Linked DNA regions of Homo sapiens: region 2 is linked to region 1. A link is an interaction called in ENCODE POLR2A ChIA-PET data of the cell type or tissue named here. Cell type or tissue: MCF 10A. All regions are shown on one strand. Links, peaks and the distances in the headings refer to the core of each region. The heading gives the core; the rest is flanking DNA. Region 1 overlaps HHIP (hedgehog interacting protein). Region 2 overlaps FREM3 (FRAS1 related extracellular matrix 3).

Region 1 (5,383 bases), core at 146-5,145:
TAAGATGTTAAGACAAGCTGCTCTCCCCTACTGAATAGAACTTATTCATCTTGATTCTCTGATGAACAAAATATAAGCTGCTAACTTTTGAAGGACGGTTAAATTTTTTGGACCTACTGAGAACCTTTCAATCCATGGTAATTAACCAGATGGAACCCTCAGGGCTTGTAAGAGTCACTGGAGCTTTAAAAAGTGAGCAATTTACTCCTGCATGATTGTTAGGCCAGTGTTTTTATGCTTTCCCAAATGCTCATTTTTCAGAAATCCCTTTCTCTTCAATTACTAAATATACTAAGACAAAACTTGAACTAAAGCAAAATCAGCAAATTATGCTCTACATACCATAATCTTTCCCCTTTATTATCTGTAGAATTCTGGCTGATGATCTGTTTTTTCCATTGGAGTCTGAACACAGTATCGTTAAATTGATGTTTATATCAGTGGGATGTCTATCCACAGCACATCTGCATAACAAGAGGGGATACACATTAATTCCTACCGTGATCTTTTCCAAGCTCAGACTGGAGATTCCTGACATAGGAAGGAGCCCTTTGTGGACTGGCAAGGATCCTATGGCAATTTAGTTTGGATCTTCTAGAAAGCACTGAAGGAAGTAGTCCGATGTGTTTGCTTACTTGGTTGAAGCTTAATCTCTGGAATATATTTCTTAATTTCTCTTATGATTTATAATTTCTTATGTTATAAATATGCACACTGTCTTAAAACAATTGTTAGTCTGTTCTTAAGGAATATCACATGTATAATACACTGGTAAAGTATTGTGAATAAGAATCGGTGTCACCATCCAGGAACAGAAAACCAAACACCGCCTGTTCTTACTCATAAGTGGGAGTTGAACAATGAGAACACATGGACACAGGGAGGGAAACATCACACACTGGGGCCTGTTGGGGGGCGGGGTGCAGGGGGACGAAGAGCCTTAGGACAAATACCTAACGCATACGGGCTTAAAACCTAGATGACGGGTTGATAGGTGCAGCAAACTACCATGGCACATGTAAACCTATGTAAGAAACCTGCAAGTTCAGCACATGTATCCCAGAACTTAAGGTAAAATAACATAAAAAAAACAACAGTGTTACCATCAACTCATCTCTGTGCCACACAAAACAGTACTAGTTATAACATTAATTTTGGGTTTCTTACATGAAATTGCTGCATTCTAAAACTTAGGCTGCTCTAACACAGGAAAACATGTGCTTTAATTCCAGGAATATAGTAAAGCTGGTCCCTACAAATATCGAGGTCTTTTACGTTGACTCTGTTTTCATGTTTTCCATCCCTAATCTGGGGGCCAGAGTATCTCTGTGACTTAAGCCACTGACAGGAAGCTCCATAAGGGGAGGACTTGCAACTTCATCACTATCTTCCTGTTATCTGGTTCAAAGCCAGGAATATAAGAGGGGTTCAAGGTTTGTGGAATGTTTCAATCACTGAGGGACTGGGTATGAGGAGCTTGGGTTGGGGGAAGAATGAAGTTATATAATACAATTTTGGAAGTTATCAAAAGTGTGGAAAACAGGCTTGCATTGTTTTTAGGTTTCTCTATCTTGGCACTGCTGACATTTTGGGCCAGGTAATTTTTTGTCTGGGGAGGCTGTGCTGCCAACTGTAGGGTGTTTAGCAGCATCTCTGGCCTCTACAGGCAAAATGCCAGTAGCATCACTCCCTCACCCCCATCACACTCTAATTGTGAAAACCAAAAATGTTCCCAGACATAGCCAAATGTCCCCTGGGGGTAAAATTATCCCATTGAGAATCACTGTTCTAGGCCAACAAAATATATTAATTACTTAAAAACAAAATGAAACCATTGGAGCTAATAAAGAAATTTAAAAAATAAAATAAAAAATTGAGAGTTGGTGCTGGTTCTTAAGAGACGTAAGAGTCATGTAGAAATTATAAAAGAACAAACAAAAAACAAAACATAAACTCTTGGCTCCCAATGATCTCATTCATGATAGGGAAACCATAAGCGTGACCTGCCAAAGATGGGTTAGTTGTTCTGTGGCAACAGTCCCTTTATTGTCCTCTCTAGTTCAATGATTCACAGAAGACAATGCCTGGCAGGGATCATGATACAGTCATGCTGTGACTTAAGGTGGAACTAAATCCATAGTGGAGAGAACATTTTCCTCTATTACCTTTCTTTGAAGATAGAGAAACTATGAGAAAAAGAGGTTTGACTTGTTTCCAACAAGAAACAGCAAATCTGGAAAGCAGGCCAGGTAGAGTTGCTGGGGGCTTGGAGCTATGGCTCTGGCTGAATACCAGGTCCACTAAGAACTGCTTGACCCTTGTAACCTTCAGTTTCTCATGTGAAAAAGGGCCCTGCCAGTGAAACTCTCTGGGTGATACTATAATGGTGGATACATGTCATTATCCATTTGTCTAAACCTACAGAATTCACAACACCAAGAGTGAACCCTAATGTAAACCATGGGCTCTGGGTGATTATGACGTGTCAATGTCAGTTCATCAACTATAACAAATGTTTCTCTATGGGGGATGATCATAATGCGAGAGACTATGCATGTGTGGAGGTACGGGTAATATAAAAATGTCTATACCTTTTTCTCAATTTTGCTGTGCATCTATCACTGTCCTTTAACTAGTCTATTAATAAAAGGGGAGTGGGAGAAGTGGGGCTGATGGTGAGCCTTGCTGAGAAGCAGAGAGGAGATAAAGTACACAAGATACTTAGTTCAGCACCCCACAGCAAGTGCTTAATAAAAGTTCCCTTTATTTTTAGCCAATAATTAATTTAGTTTTCTTTCTGCTTTATTAAATCGTCTTCTGCTTAGAATACTTTTGGAGGGAGGTGGAATATAAACACCAACTTTTCCTTCAGCCCTCTGCCACCAGAGGTGGGGAGGCTCCGCAGCACAGGCATCTTGCCACACATCTGGTCTGTAAAGCACCTCATCCCATGTTTTTGCATTGAGGTTCAGGACCCCCAGGAAGGTTGTGAGAAAGCTCCAGCGGGATTGTGGTGACTCAGGCTGCCTGACTTCAAAGTGTTGCTTTGTGGTGGTATCTGTGAGTTCTGAGCTCTAGGAATGGAATGTGACAGTTTCCTCCACATCCTGAACCCACCTTAAGTATTCCCTGTCTCACAGATTTTAAGATCTGCTGAGATGCCAAAAAGGAAATGAACTGTAGACTTGGGTTTGATGGAGGAGAGATGAAGGGCATGAGGGATTATAAAAATAAAAAGTTTGAGAAATATTCACCTTGCACATAGTGAACACTCAATAAACATTAAATGGTAATAATAACCTACTTAGTGAATAAATGGATGTGGCCAGATATCCCTGAGTATGAATAATAGACCATAGACTGGATGAAGCTTTCGTTACTGAAATTGCTGTATTATACTTCATAGCATTTTTACAAAATGTACCCCAAATTTCCCACCCTACATACTTTTTAGTTTTCCTTTGTTTTGGTTCATGGTAGTACCAACAGTTAATATGGAGTCCTTTAGTATTTGCAATGTTTTCAAAGTGAAATAAAAGTTAATATTTAGCTCAACTCCTTGCAAATTAACACTGCAGCATCATATTTAAGTGAAGCTATGATAACAAGAATTGCAATTCATTTAAAACCTACCAGGAGTCAGACACACTATTTGGTACTTTACTTACAGATTTTTATTTAATCATAGCAAGGCAGTTATTATCACCGCCATGTAATATATAAAGAACTTAAGACTTAGTGGGATTTAAGGAGACAAATCAAAAAGTTGATCTCTCTAAACTGTTCAGATTAAAGTCTTGGTCATTATACTAGTCCAATAGTGTTTATCTGATAATAACCTCTCCACATTTTAAGGTGAAATTTTCTCCATGAATTTGTCCTTTTCGTTGTCTAATCTGCCTTCTCAATCTGCTTCTCACAGTAATAGAAGACAGTGTGCTAAATACTCACTTGAGTAATGACCTGTTGTGACTTTAGAGGCATGGCCTTAGATACTACCTTTGGCTGCTCTGTGATGGTATATGCTCTATGCTATATTTTCCCAGTTCTCGGATCCCCGCCTGGCTTAAAAGCCAGTGAGAAGACAGACTTGTGTTCTCACCTGCCTGGATCGTGGAGCCCATGAGCAAACACTTCGGGGGGCTGGTTGGTGCTGTTGAAGTGTGGGTTGCTCCTTGGTATGGAATAAGGCACGTTGCACATGTCTGTGTCCACATCCAGCCGTAGCACTGAGCCTGTGAAATCACTGAGAAATTGGGGGACAGAGTATGTGTTTTACATTTTCATTATATATTTCACCTATATTAAATATGGTGAGGTTGCTCTATTGATGAAAAAATCATCCCCTTAGTTGAAATAAAATATTAAAGTGGCTGGATGCAGTGGCTCACGTCTGTAATCCCAGCACTTTGGGAAGCCAAGGTGAGAGGATTGTTTAATGCCAAGAGTTCAAGGCCAGCCTGGCAACATAGCGAGACTCCATCTCTACAAAAAATTTTAAAATGAGCCAGATGTGGTGGCATGCGGCCAGGCGGATCTCTTGAGCCCAGGGGTTTGAAGCCACAGTGAGCCATAATGGTGCTGCTACATGCTGGCCTGAGCAATAGAGTGAGACCTTGTCTGAATAAATAAAGGAATAATTAAATAAAATAAATTCCTTATTGTGGAAAATGAAACTGGGCCGTTCCAGACAAGCAACTGAACCAAGACACTGTGTGATGGTGGCTGAGGACTGTGGCATCAGTAGTACACTGCTTTTTTTTTTTTGCCTCTGTTCTCTTAATTTTTGTCAGCCTAAACCTATGTATTCTATATCTCCCAGGAAGGTTCGCTGGGCGGTGTTAGCCTATTACACAGTGTTGAGAGGCAGTATGGTTGTACAGGGCCACTGCTTCTCAGTGCTTTGTGGAGCAGAGGCAGCCCTGGAACAGAGAACTACACAACAGTAACTCTTTTCATGACAAACAAAAGATCACGTAGCATATTAGTGAATTCCTCTTCATTTCATAAATGCAGACACTGATGACAAAAGTTAAGTATTTAACCAAGGTGACCATTCAAAGATGGTTCTTAATTCACTGGTGCCCACCTTTTCTTCTGGCACTTAAACTATTTTAACCTTGAGAGGAACCCATCTGTGATCAGCCTTTTACCTTAACCCATCCATTTCTTCCATATCATCCAGTGTAATCATCCCATCACCAAGAATGATGTACAAAAAGCCGTCAGGGCCAAAGAGCAGTTGTCCTCCCAGATGCTTTCTGTGGAGTTCTGCAACTTCAAGAAAGACTCTGGCTGTTCTCAAATCAACTTGGTGTGGATTTTTTCTACATTGTGGGAAGAAAACAATACCATGACTGTTAAAAGATTTAAGATGAGTCCA
Region 2 (5,383 bases), core at 91-5,090, 1.1 Mb after region 1:
GCAAGGGAGAATTTATTCCTCCAGCTTTTCTTCCTCTCCCAAACAATGTTTTGGTTTTTTTTTTAAATAATACCCCCACAACATTGTTTGTAAACACTGATGGTGCACTAATCATTTAGTAGGGGCAGGCAGTACCTTGGCAGATGGAAACTTTAATAGTAGGGCCTTGAGGTCCCCAGCAAAACACAGCATAAAACTAGTTGCCTCCTTCACTTACCTGTAGTCATGTTTAGTATTTGTGAATTATTAGTAACATACAAAGCATGAGTCTGCTTTCCACTGCACTGTGTATGTAGCTCATGTTCATTTTATTTATGAAAATAAGTAATTGTTAAACATTTACTTTAACATGACTTCCAGAGATGTTTAAATAACCGAATTGAACTTTCATCCTATACATGGGGAGTAGGTGAGGACAAATACCACAATGGCACACGATATGAGTATGAGAAGATTTACAACGTTCACACTTATAATTCTGTTACTGGCCAGGTTCATTCTGCTTGCGCACAGCAAGACAATCACTGTGGTGACAGGTTTTGCAAAAGAGAAAAAATTTCCTTCACAAGGCTGCCATACAAAGATACAAGAGAACGAATCAAAATTTGGGAGTACTTATGAAATAGAAAGCAGGGTCTTCTAAAGCATGGGGAAAGGTGATTGGCAAGTAGGAAAGGTGAGGTAATTGGGGTTTCTGTGCAAAACTAATCAAGCTACATGGTAATTCATAGGACACATATGCACAAAATGGCAGTGTTAGCATAATCTGAGGTTGGAGCTTTTGGCCCTCTGACATCAAAAGATCACTCTTTGGGCACTCAAGCAGGCCCAGTTAAAGGTCAGTGGTCTCGACAGCTTGAACTGGACAAGAGCTGCCCCCTAGTTCCTGAAAAACAACTTTAAGCAATGTTATTATAGTCCCCACAGTTAGAGATGTTATCTATAAGGAAGCTAGTGGGAGTTTAGTTATGCATTGTTTGGCTAAGTGATTTGCTAGTGGGAGTTTTTTGTTGTTGGTTTCTTGGTAGGTTGGGGGAGGATTTTGAGACAGGGTTTCACTCTATCACCCAGGCTGGAGTGCAGTGACTCCATCACAGCTCACTGCAGGATCAAACTCCTGGGCTCAAGCCATCTTTCCACCTCAGCCTCTGGAGTAGCTGGGACTACAGGCACCAACCTGTATGCATGGATAATTTTTAAAATTTTTTGTAGAGACGAAGTTCTCACTATGTTGCCCAGGCTGGTCTCGAACTCCTGACTTCAAGTGATTCTCCTGACTTGGCTTCCCAAGGTGCTGGGACTACAGGTGTGTGCCACCATACTTGGCTGCTAATGGGAGTTTTACCATAAGCCATAAGTAAGCTGTTAAAAGCAAGCAAGGCAGGTTAAGTTTGGCAAACTTAATCAGCTTAGCCCTCAGTTTCAGTTCCACCAAGAGATATGCAAGAGTCAAGATGCTACCTTGCATACAGTGGCTTAGTGTTCCAGGAAGGGCCCCGACCCTGTTGTATCCTATTTTTTCTTTTTCTTTTTCTTTTTTTTAACCACAAACATGAAAATACCTTCTTATGTGGGGATCTCGGGGTCAAGGCTCAGGTGTCAAGCAGTCTGAGTTGTGCACCAGCTATGCAGGGAGTTTTCCAGGCATGCCAGCTTTCACATCTGGAAATCATGTGGGAAGTTGGATTACATAAGGGAATCTTATGAGAAGCTAAAGTTAGGTGTAGCCCTCCTACTTGGGGAAGCAGCACTCCTCCATCCTAGCTGACTCCGTGCCAGACACTGAGCCTCGCTATTCATTTGGATGGTCCTTCTGCAGCATAGCTCTTTCCAAGGGATGAACAGACAGACACTCGGTGAATTTTTCTAGCGTAGCAATTACATATGATCTATTCAACTGGGCTGTTTACCATCTCATCTCTTTCATTCACATCTAAGAGACTTTAGCACCATTGTCTGCTGGACACTTTGGTTGTAGACAGAGAATGTGTCACTAATACCAGAAGAAGCCCAGCTTGAAGCCCAGAGCAAAGCATGAGTACACTTTCTACAATAGCTGGTCTGTCCAGCCTCAACCACACCCCGTAGCTCCCACATACTTGCCCATTATTGCAAGACCCAAACTAGAGCCCCAGTGCACCAATGGAAGAAAGAATTAGGCACATCCTTTCAGTGATCAGCTAGCTAAGGAGAAAGGCCTCAAGGAGTACCTCACCTAGCTTGTTTTTTCTCCTCTTCACTTTTTCCTTCCCAAATGTAAAACTAGCTTAAACCCAAGAGTTGCTAACATTATATGGAGCTGGCTATATCTGGTGCTTTCAAGAGGAAATCTTAGTTAAAGAATAGGCAATAAGCCTATCTCTGGATATATAGCCAAACGCAACAAACATGAAGATCTTGAAGATGCATTACAAAGGTTTGTCCTTGTAGTTGGTTTTAAATATCTTAAATTATCTGTTTACTGCCAAATCCTCTGTCTTCCAGGGCAGAGGAGAATTTATTCTTGTTCCTCTTCTCAACCTTGGCACCATTAATGTTTTGAATAACTGTTTATTGTGGGGGCTGTCCCATGCTTTGTAAAATGTTAAGCAGCATCCCTGGTCTCTATATACTAGATGCAAGTATCTAGCATCTAGACGCATCTACCACCTCCATCTGTGACCCCCAAAAATGTCACCAGACATTGCCAAGTGTCCCCTAGCAGGTAAAATCAGCCCAACTGAAAACTCTTGCTCTATAATGAAATGTTTTAAGCGCAAAGATTCTTTAAGTAAAGACTTGGAAATTAGACATTTCTCGGCATTATTTCATTCTTAAGAAAAATCTCATCCATCTTTTTCTTCTCATTAGTCACTCTCTTGTTAAAAAACTGCCTTATTGGAGGAACAGCCAATGAATAGCAAACCACAGAACCTAAAACCAAATGAGTAGGTACAGCATTGAATCATCCTGTGGTTTTTGGTCAGGCCCAAGTCAAATACGTTGCGGTTTTTAATGATCTACTCTATCCAGTTAAAAAGAACTGCGTAGTAAACCACAAGCCATGGACCTCGCCCCACTTCTCCGATTGGATTTTTTCTGTGGGTCATCCCCTAAGATGGAGGTAGAAAACAGATGATTCTTTTTTCTTTCTTCCTTTTTTTTTTTGAGACGGAGTCTCGCTCTGTTGCCCAGGCTGGAGTGCAGTGTCGCCGTCTTGGCTCACTGCAAGCTCCGCCTCCCGGGTTCACGCCATTCTCCGGCCTCAGCCTCCCGTGTAGCTGGGACTACAGGTGCCCACCACCACGCCCGGCTAATTTTCTTTTTTGTATTTTTTTAGTAGAGACGGGGTTTCATAGTGTTAGCCAGGATGGTCTCAATCTCCTGACCTCGTGATCCGTCCGCCTCGGCCTCCCAAAGTGCTGGGATTACAGGTGTGAGCCACTGCGCCCGGCCAAAAGTGGATAATTCTTAAAGGGTTCCAAGCATGTCCAGGTGAAAGACTTTCTTTTTTCTTTCCTTTTAAAAAAGATTCTCTGTGTTGATTTATTTAGTTGTAGATGTGTTCATAGGTTATAGAAGTTAAACTTTGCATCTCAGACGGTTTGGGGGGATTATAGTTTTCTGTTCCTGAAGTACAAATCATATGGTTTAAAAGTCCCCTTACTGAAGGTTTTCTGGGCGTAAACTCTCACCATTTTCTGTTTATCAGAACATGTCTTTATTTCAACTCCAGTCTTGAAATTCTAGGTTGGTAGTAATTCTCTCCTAGCATTTTAAAGTTATTATTCCAACATATTCTGGCTTCCATTGTTAAGCACTTTGTTTTTCATCTAAAAGTTGTCTTTGTAGAGATGTTTTTTCTATGCATCTAAAATCTTACATGTATTTGATCTGAATCTGTGAAAGATCTGAGGGCTTCACTTGAAAATGTTTTCCTCCAAGAAAGGTTTGCTTTGCTTACTCCAGGATTCAGAGGGTACTACTGATCCAGACACACTCCTGCTGCCCTGTATCCTCAGGCATAACCATAGCTTCCAAGTCAGCTCTGTGAGGTGCCCTTGCCCAAGGCCTGTCTCCACCTGCAATGGTGATAGTGCACCTGCTCTTGGGGGGATACCACCTTCTGAATGGGAATCCCTTCTATGGGTTATGGGATTTCAGGTTGGGGGAGGGTTTTTATGGTTTGTTTTAGTTATTTTTAATTTCAATTTTGTTTTGTTTGTGGGTTTTTGGGTTTTTGTTTTTTTTTTGACACTTGACGATATTCCCTACACTTGACGATATTCCCTATGAGAACAGAAAAGCCAGAATCATTATTTTTTCTAGTTGTTTTTTACTGTACGGGCATCCCAGAGTACCTGACTGGCCAATCTGCTGGAAACAAAAGTACCAAAGTCCCCTCTAGATAGACGCTCCCATGCTGCTCCAGCCGAGCCTTTGCTACCCTCCTCCTCTCTCCTCTGGTTCTCCCACCACCCTTCAATCATCAGCCCTCCTGGGGCATGAGGTGACTTGTGCCTGGGGTCCAAAAGCCTCCTGCTCCAATGAGGTGTTAGCTGCTGCACTTTAAAGAGGGTGATTGCTTGTCTTGCTGTCCTACTAAAATGTACATATTAAAAGAAAATTGTGTGTTTAAAAGAATTTATAATCAACTAAACAAACAACTAAAGACAATGTGAGAAAGTAAAAAGTGCCCCAGGCTGACTATCAGGAGATGGGTCTTTGACTCCTTGGATATCATGGGGCATTCTCTGCCTCAATTTTCTCATTGATAAAACGCCCTGGCCACCTCATAAAGTAACCAAACAACATAATATAATGATTTAATTACCCTTTAGTGTAGTTCCTTAATAGGACTTTCTCTCTGATTTTAACATTTATGATTTTTGTAAAGCAAATGTAATATGTAGCCACAGAGACTGAGCCATAAATACTCTTTTGTAAATAAGTTATTAATTTTTAAAGTAACTTCACAAATTCTCAGGCTGCCAGTGAGGTGAGGGAGGCCTGGACAGGGGCAATCGATGCCATCATCATCATGGATAGAGTGGTATGCTGGATCCAGCTAGTAACTGCTCCTGAAAGCTGATTCTGTGCACCTCTTCCCTACTCTATGCTCAGTGACTTCACATTGATAGTTGAAGTTGGCTATGATGGGAATATTAATACAACAAAAATCAGCAAAGTTTGCAAATCAGCTTTCGCGTGCCTTGTTTGGAGAGCACATCACCATGCTAAGGGAGGGAACTCCTAGGTTAACATGAAATGAATCTTTGGTTCTAACCCTTAATTTTGGAGAACTAAACCCATACCCATTAAAACTGTCATTCATCATGCCTCATAATCTACCTCTGCAAACAATGAATCTTTAATATTTCTCACAAAGATGCTATGCTCTACC

The links. Peaks named below come from ENCODE experiments on the same cell type or tissue, not always from the same donor. Only the 100,000 strongest peaks of a DNase experiment are listed, where the experiment ranks them.
Region 2: POLR2A ChIA-PET joins it to region 1 with 5 read pairs; 1 of 35 experiments calls an interaction of 5 or more read pairs at or near these places.

What each region holds. Positions count from the first base shown.
Region 1 is chr4:144,707,031-144,712,413 of GRCh38, reverse strand. HHIP (hedgehog interacting protein) reads right to left here. Exons shown (of 13, transcript NM_022475.3): 6 at 5,154-5,327; 7 at 4,103-4,246; 8 at 343-464. The region is part of intron 1 of LOC124900791 (a long non-coding RNA gene); the gene reads left to right. Among named protein-coding and RNA genes, the nearest start is that of HHIP, 64 kb to the right of the region's middle. In MCF 10A, for the core only: no CTCF peak of the experiment used is centred there; a DNase peak (open chromatin) is centred at 2,053.
Region 2 is chr4:143,614,557-143,619,939 of GRCh38, reverse strand. The region is part of intron 5 of FREM3 (FRAS1 related extracellular matrix 3); the gene reads left to right. Among named protein-coding and RNA genes, the nearest start is that of FREM3, 83 kb to the left of the region's middle. In MCF 10A, for the core only: no CTCF peak of the experiment used is centred there; a DNase peak (open chromatin) is centred at 2,959.